3 separate regions of the Homo sapiens genome follow, and regions 2 and 3 are each linked to region 1. A link is a contact called in ENCODE Hi-C or POLR2A ChIA-PET data. All regions are on one chromosome and are shown on one strand. The core of a region is the stretch at or near the end of the contact, and the rest is flanking DNA. Distances in the headings are between cores, read along the strand shown.

The links. Hi-C counts contacts between places; a loop is a spot of excess contacts on that map. ChIA-PET counts read pairs that join two places held with the same protein, here RNA polymerase II (POLR2A). Pooled maps may share reads with other maps.
Region 2: a pooled map shows a loop between it and region 1 (2.4-fold over the local background). The contact joins two enhancer-like sites. A Hi-C loop is called at or near these places in 5 of 50 pooled maps. POLR2A ChIA-PET finds 5 or more read pairs at or near these places in 5 of 52 experiments (B cell, GM10248, activated CD4-positive, alpha-beta T cell and 1 more).
Region 3: POLR2A ChIA-PET joins it to region 1 with 11 read pairs in CD8-positive, alpha-beta memory T cell. The contact joins two enhancer-like sites. POLR2A ChIA-PET finds 5 or more read pairs at or near these places in 3 of 52 experiments (CD8-positive, alpha-beta memory T cell, GM12878 and activated CD4-positive, alpha-beta T cell).

What each region holds. Positions count from the first base shown.
Region 1 is chr13:51,613,390-51,616,314 of GRCh38, forward strand. All of the region lies in intron 1 of WDFY2 (WD repeat and FYVE domain containing 2), which reads left to right. Among named protein-coding and RNA genes, the nearest start is that of WDFY2, 30 kb to the left of the region's middle. RefSeq lists enhancers at 997-1,056, 1,087-1,176. Within about 2 kb of position 1,267, at least 16 of the 41 ENCODE cell types and tissues checked have a DNase peak (open chromatin) inside an H3K27ac peak, as active enhancers do.
Region 2 is chr13:51,825,025-51,827,939 of GRCh38, forward strand. TMEM272 (transmembrane protein 272) reads right to left here. Exons shown (of 5, transcript NM_001351003.2): 3 at 1,542-1,601. Among named protein-coding and RNA genes, the nearest start is that of TMEM272, 19 kb to the right of the region's middle. Within about 2 kb of position 1,654, at least 14 of the 41 ENCODE cell types and tissues checked have a DNase peak (open chromatin) inside an H3K27ac peak, as active enhancers do.
Region 3 is chr13:51,395,832-51,398,769 of GRCh38, forward strand. The region is part of intron 4 of INTS6 (integrator complex subunit 6); the gene reads right to left. Among named protein-coding and RNA genes, the nearest start is that of MIR5693, 49 kb to the left of the region's middle. Within about 2 kb of position 1,565, at least 9 of the 41 ENCODE cell types and tissues checked have a DNase peak (open chromatin) inside an H3K27ac peak, as active enhancers do.

The DNA.
Region 1 (2,925 bases), core at 17-2,516:
AGGCTGGCTAGCTAAAGTGAGGACTAAAACAGGACTACATTTTGAGATTGTTCTTTCCAGTAGTAGAGTGGTTAAATAGTTCCATCAGCTTGTGCATTTCCTTCCTTATCTAGTGAAATACTTTGAAGAACATGATTTTGGACAGTGGTGGGTCTTTCCCTGGGCACATTCTGTAATATTTTCTTAATTCTTCATTTCAAGCTACAAGTGAGCCCAAATTCTTGGGAATGGATTAATGACAAAAATACATACTCAGTCTTGTATAATTGTTAAGAATTCCTTCTTAGCTGTGATTTTTTTTTTCGTGGAAAAGTCTTAGATGCCTAAATTTTATGTCACAGCTAAAACAAGCCATGTGGTGTGCTGATAAGGGTAATTTAACACCAAGTTAGCACAGGTGACACCATATGTTGCTGATTACTGACTTCTCCTTAAGGGTGTTCTTGAATTTTGTACTTGAAGTGTTTAATGATTTGATTTCTCCTTTTAAAATTAAGTATGTCTGTGAATAAGGCCAGGCGTCCCATGTAATCATGCCTGTAATCCCAGCACTTTGGGAGGCTGAGGCGAGTGGATCATGAGGTCAGGAGTTTGAGACCAGCCTGGCTAACATAGTGAAACCCCGTTTCTACTAAAAATACAAAAAATTAGCTGGGCCTGGTGGTGGGCGCCTGTAATCCCAACTACTTGGGAGGCTGAGGCAGGAGAATCGCTTGAACCTGGGAGGCAGAGGTTGCAGTGAGCCAAGATCGTGCCACTGCACCCCAGCCTGGGCGACAGTGCGAGACTCGGTCTCCAAAAAAAAAAAAAAAAAAAAAAAAGTGTATCTGTGAATAGAGAACTTGCCTTTCAAACCAGCATAGCTGTTCTTCAAGGGATTATCTCAAGCTATGAAAATGAAAGGGTTGTTTTAAAATTTATATGAAGATGTTGAGTGAACCCTGATATATAGTTTAGATTCTAGATTTTGCTGCAACGAACAGAAAACCTGACTCATTCACAATGTCTTAAACAAGTAAACGGTTATTTTCCTTTTATACCAAGAAGTCCAGAGGTGGGCATTCTAGGGTTGGTCAGTGGCTCAGAGATGCTATCAGAGACCCATGGTGCTGCTGCCTTTCCATTCAGCCATCCTTAGTGATCTTGTCCCTTTGAAGCCTCACGATGGCTGCTCTCCAGTCAGCATTGCATCTGCTTTCCAGGCAGGAAGGAGGAGAAGGGCAGATGGCAAAAGGCACGTACCAGCTGTGCCTGTTCTCTTTCAAAGAGCTTCCTGGAAGCTCAGTTCAGTGACTTCCGCTTACATGTCATTAACCAAAACTGTGTCACATTGCCACCCGTAGCTGGAGACAAGGCTGGGAAATGTAGTTTTGGCCGGGCACGTTGTCACCCTGAACACAATTGGAATTCTGTTGGAAAATATTTTAAAAAGAATTATGTGTCTGTTGTCTCTAAACTAATGGGACTCAGGAGGAATGAAATAAATGAACATTTATTGAAAATCTACACTGGGTGTTTTGCTGGGTTCTTTGAGTGCCTTAGCACTCTGAGAGATCATATACACATTGATGTAAAAGAATAAAGTAAGCTCAGAGTGCACATAAAGAGGTAAAAACACGGGGTTAATTGTATCCTTTGTGGGTGTGTTCTCTCAATTGATTTATTAAGCTTGGAATTAGTTTAAAAACTATCTTGAAACCCAGAAATTATAATGGGAAATTGTGACTAATTTAACCATATTCATATGTTGAAAGCCAGCATTCATAAATGAAGAGTTAGAGAGGATATTTGCAACACAAGTTGAAAAGTCTTAGTATTCATAATAGATTAAAAGCCTCAAATAATATAAAAAAGCTAACCCTATTAAAAAATAAAAAATATGGACAGGTAGATATTTCTCCAAAGACAACATACAGATAGTAAAAAATAAAGTTGGAAACAAATAATTAAATCAGTGCAAATTAAAAAAAAAACACTGAAACATCATTTTTTGATTCCCAGATTGGTAAATATTTTTTAAAATAGATAATAAGGATCTAAGGAGAAAAGGCACTTTTCATATATTTTGATAGTACTGTTGATACCATCACTTTGAAGAACAGTTTGGCAGTACCTGTCGATGTGAAATATACACACCCTTTGATTGTTTAACAAAGGCCGTTTAAACAGGCCCACTTATTGGGACAAATTTTACTTCTTGGGATAAATCATGCATTGCAATTAAATAAAAATGTGGAATAAGCTGAAATGTCCATCAGTAGGGACATGGTTAAATAAATTATGTTATGACCATACAATACAATTATTAACTAGAAAGCTGTTAAGTAACGACTTTGCAAAGTAATATGTATACTCTTTTTGTGACACCATGTCTCTTTCTTTTAAAAAAAATCTATGTATGCATATAAAGGAATCAAGGTAAGAGATTTGGTTATTTTTTACTTTTTATACTTAGGGGTTTGAATTTTTTGCTAGGTGAATTATTCTGTGTGTGTGTTTTGCAAGGATGGATTTCTATTTTTTAACCAGTAATGACTTTTTAAAAAGCAGAATATTCGAAAATAAAAGAACAGGCCACATGTGGTGGTTTTTGCCTGTAATCCCAGCTCTTTGGGAGGCCCAGGCAGGAGGATCACTTGAGCCCAGAAGTTCGGGACCAGCCTAATCAACATAGTGAGACCTCATCTTTATAAAGACATTAGTCGAGCTCAGTAGTGCATGTTCCTAGTCCCAGCTACTGGGCGGACTGAGGTGGGGGGATTGCTTGAACCCAGGAGGTCGAGGCTGCAGTGAATTGTGATTGTATCACTGCGCTCCAGCCTGGGCAACAGAATAAGACCCTGTCTCAATGTGAATAAATAAGATACTGTATAAATTCATGATTCTCATAATGCCAAAATTCAGATAGCGATTTTTATGACTTGT
Region 2 (2,915 bases), core at 404-2,903, 210 kb after region 1:
CATAGAATGCCCTCTGGAGAGTACCCCCGACTTCATAAGCAGGGCATGCCTAACATCTTGTGAACTCTTCTTGGAAGAACAGAGCCATATAATAAGTGTTAATTTTTGAATTGCACTGTAATAATCACAGCACCAGGGCCTGCTGAAGTGATTGAATTGTTCACTCTTACACTAAATGGCCCCAGACTACTTGGCTGTTTCAGTTCTCTGCAAACCTTAAAATCTTATCTTCTTTTTTATTTCCTGTCAGGCTGTTAGCTTTCATGTCTTACAGATCTAAGGATACTGTTTTTGTTTCCATTTTTAGTATTGTGGCTTTAGCAGGGGTGGCAGGGTGAAACTTACATAACAAAAGAAACCATTCTAAAGTGAATAATTCAGTGGCATTTAGTGGATTCACAGTGTTGTGCAACTACCACCTCCATCTAGTTCGAAAACATTTTCATCACCTCAAAAGGAAGGCTCCTACCCATTAAGCAATTAGGGTACTGGGTGTTTCGTTGTTGCTGTTTTGCAACAACTCCTATGCTCTTTTACTTTCTGCTCCAATATGCTGTGAGCTTGGACCTAGAACACTGGGCCTGCTGAGCTGCTTCTTTTTTGTTTTTGTGTTTTTTTTTTTTTTTGGAGACAGGGTCTCAGTCCTGTTGCCCAGGCTGGAGGTATAGTGGCACGATCATCCCACCTCAGTCCCCCGAGTAGCTGGGACTACAGGCACACGCAACCACACCCAGCTAATTTTTAAGTCAAGACTTGCATTTTTTGGTAGAGACAAGGTCTCACTATGTTGCCCAGGCTAGTCTCAAACTCCTGGGCTCAAGCAATCGGCCCGCCTCAGCCCCACTAACTGCTGGGATTACAGGCGTGAGCCACCATGCCCAGCCATGCTGGGCTTCTAGGTAAATAGGGGTAGCTAGGTCCTGTACACAGGGCTCCCATTAGCAATGTTCAGGAGCATGAGATTAATTTCACTGACACGTGATAACAATTTTTAGCTACTTAAGGAGCTTCCCCCATCCTGCCCCTCCCCTGACCTTCGCTAGACCTCACACTTCTGGATTATGAGGTTGTTTAATATACGTGATTTATGGAAATATTTACTCATTCATTCAGCAAAAAAAAAAAAAAAAAAATGTATAGAGTGCCCATACATCACCTAACGCCAGGTGCATTTTTTGTATTGCTTGCAACCTGCTTCCACAAGGGAACATAGGAACTGGGAAGGGACTTTGGGAAACCTCTAGCCCAGTCACTTCCAAACTTGGGCTGGAGGGATCAGAATCATCTGGGGACAGATTTCTAAAAGAGAGTGTCTGTCCCCACCCAGATATACTGCACTGATATCTCCCAGGGCGGGGCCCAGGAATGTGTATTTTTTAAATCTTCACCAAGTCATTCTGAGATGGCACATAGGTGTCTGGGAATCATCGGGCTGGCCAGTTCTTCTTAAACACATATTTAATGTTTAAAGATTACATGCCTTGGGTCCATGCCCCAACCTGGCTGACCTGTGGCGTCCAGCAGCTCGGAAGGCAGCTTACCTATGAAGGTCATGGACAGCGGCAGAGCCAGGAAAGCACAGAGCACAACAACGAAGCAGGCTGCAAGGAGAAGAAGGGGCAGGCACTGGGTTAGAAACACACAGACCCCTGCATTTCCTCTTCACTGCAGTTTCTTAAGCATCCTGTGAAACCTGACTTTCTCTCCAGTGGCAAGTCAGCAGACAGGAGGAGAAGGTCGCAGCTCGCCTGGGGCTCCCACACAGTGGATGCAAGCCAAGACTTGCACTTCTCAGAGAGCTGAACATCTCTCGTGATCACTTTGCCGATGCCAAGGCCCAGATATCCTGCAGGACCTCTCCAAGTCTGACAGCTTATGGAAAAGGAGTTTATAAACTGCCACTGTGCCCGTGCCAGGATGCCAGAAGCTGCCGGCATCCACTGAGCCAGGCAGGATTCACCCTGTGCTTCCTGGGTGCCTGTACTCAGGGCAGATGGTTCTTCTCTTCCCTGGATAAAATTCACTGACAACTCACTTTATCACTGAAAGTATTTGCTTCACAAAATCTTCTTCCCTTTCCATTCACTTGGTTATATATTCCACAGCCCATGACATTAGATGGGCTCCTAAAACTTCTTGCTGACACACAGTATAATAGAGCTTTGAACTGGCTTGGGGTTTTTCTTTCTGTTAATGCCACCAATCCAACTTTTAGACATTGGGAAAGAACAGAGGAATGGGGGCTACACAGGCTTGGGTCCAAATCCTGGCCCTGTCACTCACTGGCCATGTGGCTTTGGGCAAATTCGTTGACATCCGGAAGCCGTTTTCCTCTTCTGTAAAAGGTGGTGACAGATGTATGCACAAGGACCTCAGGGTATGGCAACTTTTGTGATTAGGCAATTACTTCCCTGCTTTGCTTCTTGGTTTCCTCATCTGTTCTCCAGATCGGCAGATATATCTGCAGATATAGGTTTTGCTTGGCCAGCATTTTTTTTTGAAAGTGTGAATTTGAATGCCTCTTGGGTAGGCCTGCCCCCCAGTTCCCACTGTCAGAGTCTTGACAGCATCACACATCTGTGCTTTCTGCTGAGTCCTGTTGTCATGCTGAGAGCAGAGGATCTCTGAGTGAACCTCATGGTAGCTTCTGTAGCATCTACTCCTTCCTCTCTAGGTCATCACCTTAATTATTTTCGGGTACCCCCACCTCCCTACCTCCCCATTCTGCTGTGCCGTTTATGTGCTCTGGCAGAAGCTGATCCCACCCTGGCCATAGAAAAGGGCATGAAGTTTCACCCTCAATTAACCAGCAGAGCCCCACTTACCAGATACGTTATTAGTGGATGGGCTCATGACTTATATTGGGAGATTTACTGAGAGTCAGGAAAAAGCTTTCTCGCTCTGCTGACAGAACT
Region 3 (2,938 bases), core at 315-2,814, 220 kb before region 1:
TTCTTTTTGAGGTTGCAGTGCAGAGGCACGATCTTGGCTCATTGCAACCTCTGCCTCCTGGGTTCAAGCAATTCTCCTGCCTCAGCCTCCCGAGTAGCTGGGATTACAGGTACGCAACACCACGCCCAGCTAATTTTTGTATTTTTAGTAGAGACAGAGTTTTGCCATGTTGACCAGGATGGTCTCAAACTCCCGATCTCAGGTGACCCACACGCCTCGGCCTCTCAAAGTGCTGGATTACAGGTGTGAGCCACCATGCCCGGTCTTATTATTTTCTAAATGTAAAAAAAAATAGACCTCAAAAAAATGATTTGGCCTCCTGTGTCCAGAGTCAGTACTTTTTTATTACACCACAGCAATCTCAAACATCTTTACAGCTCTTAATATTTTAAAATATGCTTCATTTTATATAAGATAAACAATCTCAAAGCATTTGTAGAAGAGTAAATTTTTGTCACTCTAATTACATTTTAAATGTAGTGATTCTTACCACATCTGAGTAAATGTAGAGAGGTTTGGGGGTTTTTGTATGTGTTGCATGTTTTATTAATAATAGATGTTTCTTCCCTTACACCTGCTAAGTTAGAATCTTTTCTGAGATTCTTAAGCATCTTAAAAAGTTTTAAATGACTATAATGGGCCCTTCTATACCAACAGAGTAACAGTGTACAAACAGAATCCACATATTCATCTCAGTATCACTCAATGAGGATGACCAGACACTATGTTTCTCATGACATGATGCAATACCACAACATCAACTATAAAGGATTCTTACCAAAAAAAAGAGGAAGAAAGAAAAGATTCGACCTGAATTGAATCAAGCCTTCGGTTCTAACTACCAGTTTGCAGGGAATAGTGGGGATATAGGATCAAGTTAAACACCAGCACAAGAGAGCAATCAGTCAAATCCAGAATGTGGAACATTATACAGGACAAATGACCTGGTTTCTCCAATAAATCAGTGGCATAAAAAAGCAAAGGGAAGGGAATCTGAAGAGTTAAAACTGTTATAAAAGAGGCAAAAGCGAAGATTTTTGAGACAATCAGGAAATTTCAAGATTATATTACTGGAATTGTTAATACTCTTTTAAGTGTGATAATGGTATTTAAGTATATGGTGCTTAGGAAAACCAAAATCCTTACCACTTACAAATTTTTTAAAAATAAAATCAAGACTCAGTTTAGGGCTTTTTTCTACAAATACTGGAGTATATTTTTATACAAAACATGCTTTAAAATGATCACTTCTAAATTAATTGTCATTTTTTATACTAATTTCTTCACAAAGCAAGACCTAATTGTATTGTGTACAGCCTTTCTAAATCTCACACAGAGAAGACTTCCAAACTTGATGGGGGTTGAAGTCATTCTACACTAAAATAGACTCAAGTTTCTTCATTGACTTACATCAAACCATTAAAAAAAGAAATCCAATTCTATTCTAGGAAGAGTTTTCCTAGTGAAGCTATGTTATACTGGCACCTCTCTTCAAAAGATTCATGCCATGAGAATATGCTGCAAGACTCCTTCATCAAGATCAGCCAAGATTTTGTGACTCTGGACAGAAGTCATGAGTTCTTTCTCTGGCACGTAAGGCAGAAGGCAGAAGCAACAGAGAAGGAATGCTGAAGAAATCTGGGCCAGCATATTCTCGAGGAAGGTTTCCCAGCCTCACAGGCTCTGTGACAATTGTAAACAGCTCAGGAGCTCCAGGCCCTTGCTGCTATTACCACACCCTGACAGAAGATAAATAAGCAAGCACTACTTACATCATCTCCTTTTACCCTTTAAACCACCTTTAAAGTATTTGGGAAACACAGCTACCAAGTACTTGGTCATTTTCTCTCTAATATCACAAAAATGTCAAAGCACCAGTGGTACTGCGTGAAGTTTCAACTGTTAATGCAGTTGCTTTGCAGAATAATGGATAGATACATGGAACTGTCTTGAGAATGTGGGGGAAAACAGGCACTGCGCGGACCACACACACACACACACATGCACACACACAAACTAATCATGTAATGATGAGCATCTGCAACGCAGACAATATAAAATGAAATAAATGGCCTTTGGCTGTACAATGCTGAATCTAGAATGAATTTCAAATGTAAAAAAAAAACCCCAGCAAGGTTCACAAGCATATTCTAAGCATTTTACACATAGCTATATCAATTTTATAAACTTTAGGCAAATTTTTATTTATTTTTCTATTGCTTCTCATTTCTCCCTCTGCAAATCACCACCAACCTCCCAAAACCAAAAAAGGGGAAAATCCGCTATAGTTTAAATGAATTAGTAAAATAAGGAGTAATGGCAGGCAAATAGAAACAGGAAAAAGATTAAAATCTGAAGGAAAAATCTCAGGAGGATTGACTTACTCCAGGTTTAAAGTTTACAGGTGAAATTCCAGTAATGTCTTAAAAATCAAAGGGGGTGGGGAGGTCTTCCTGAATATATGGACTTTGAGAATCAAGGAAAATTGCACATAAATGAAGAAAAATATAAAGTTAGTCACTAGAAAAATATGCAATAAAAATAGACAATTCCCAAAAGCAAAAAATGGGCAATAGATAAGGATACCTAAAAGGAAATCCATATGACCTATAAACATGTAGGAAGATGATGAAATACACTAGTTAACAGATAACACAAATTAAAATATTGATATCATTTCACAATAAGATTAGCAAAAATTTTTTAAATTTGACAATACCAAGTGATGACAAGAATATAAAGCAATAGGAACTCTCCAATACTTCTGGTGAGCCTATAATTATACTACCATTTGGAGAACAATTGGATAGTATCTGATAAAGCTAAACATGAGCATACCCTAAAACTCAACAATGCCAACTCCTAGAAGAACTCTCATATTATTTGTATAAGATGTTTAAAAAAAAAAAAAAAAGCAATTGACTACAGCATTATTTGA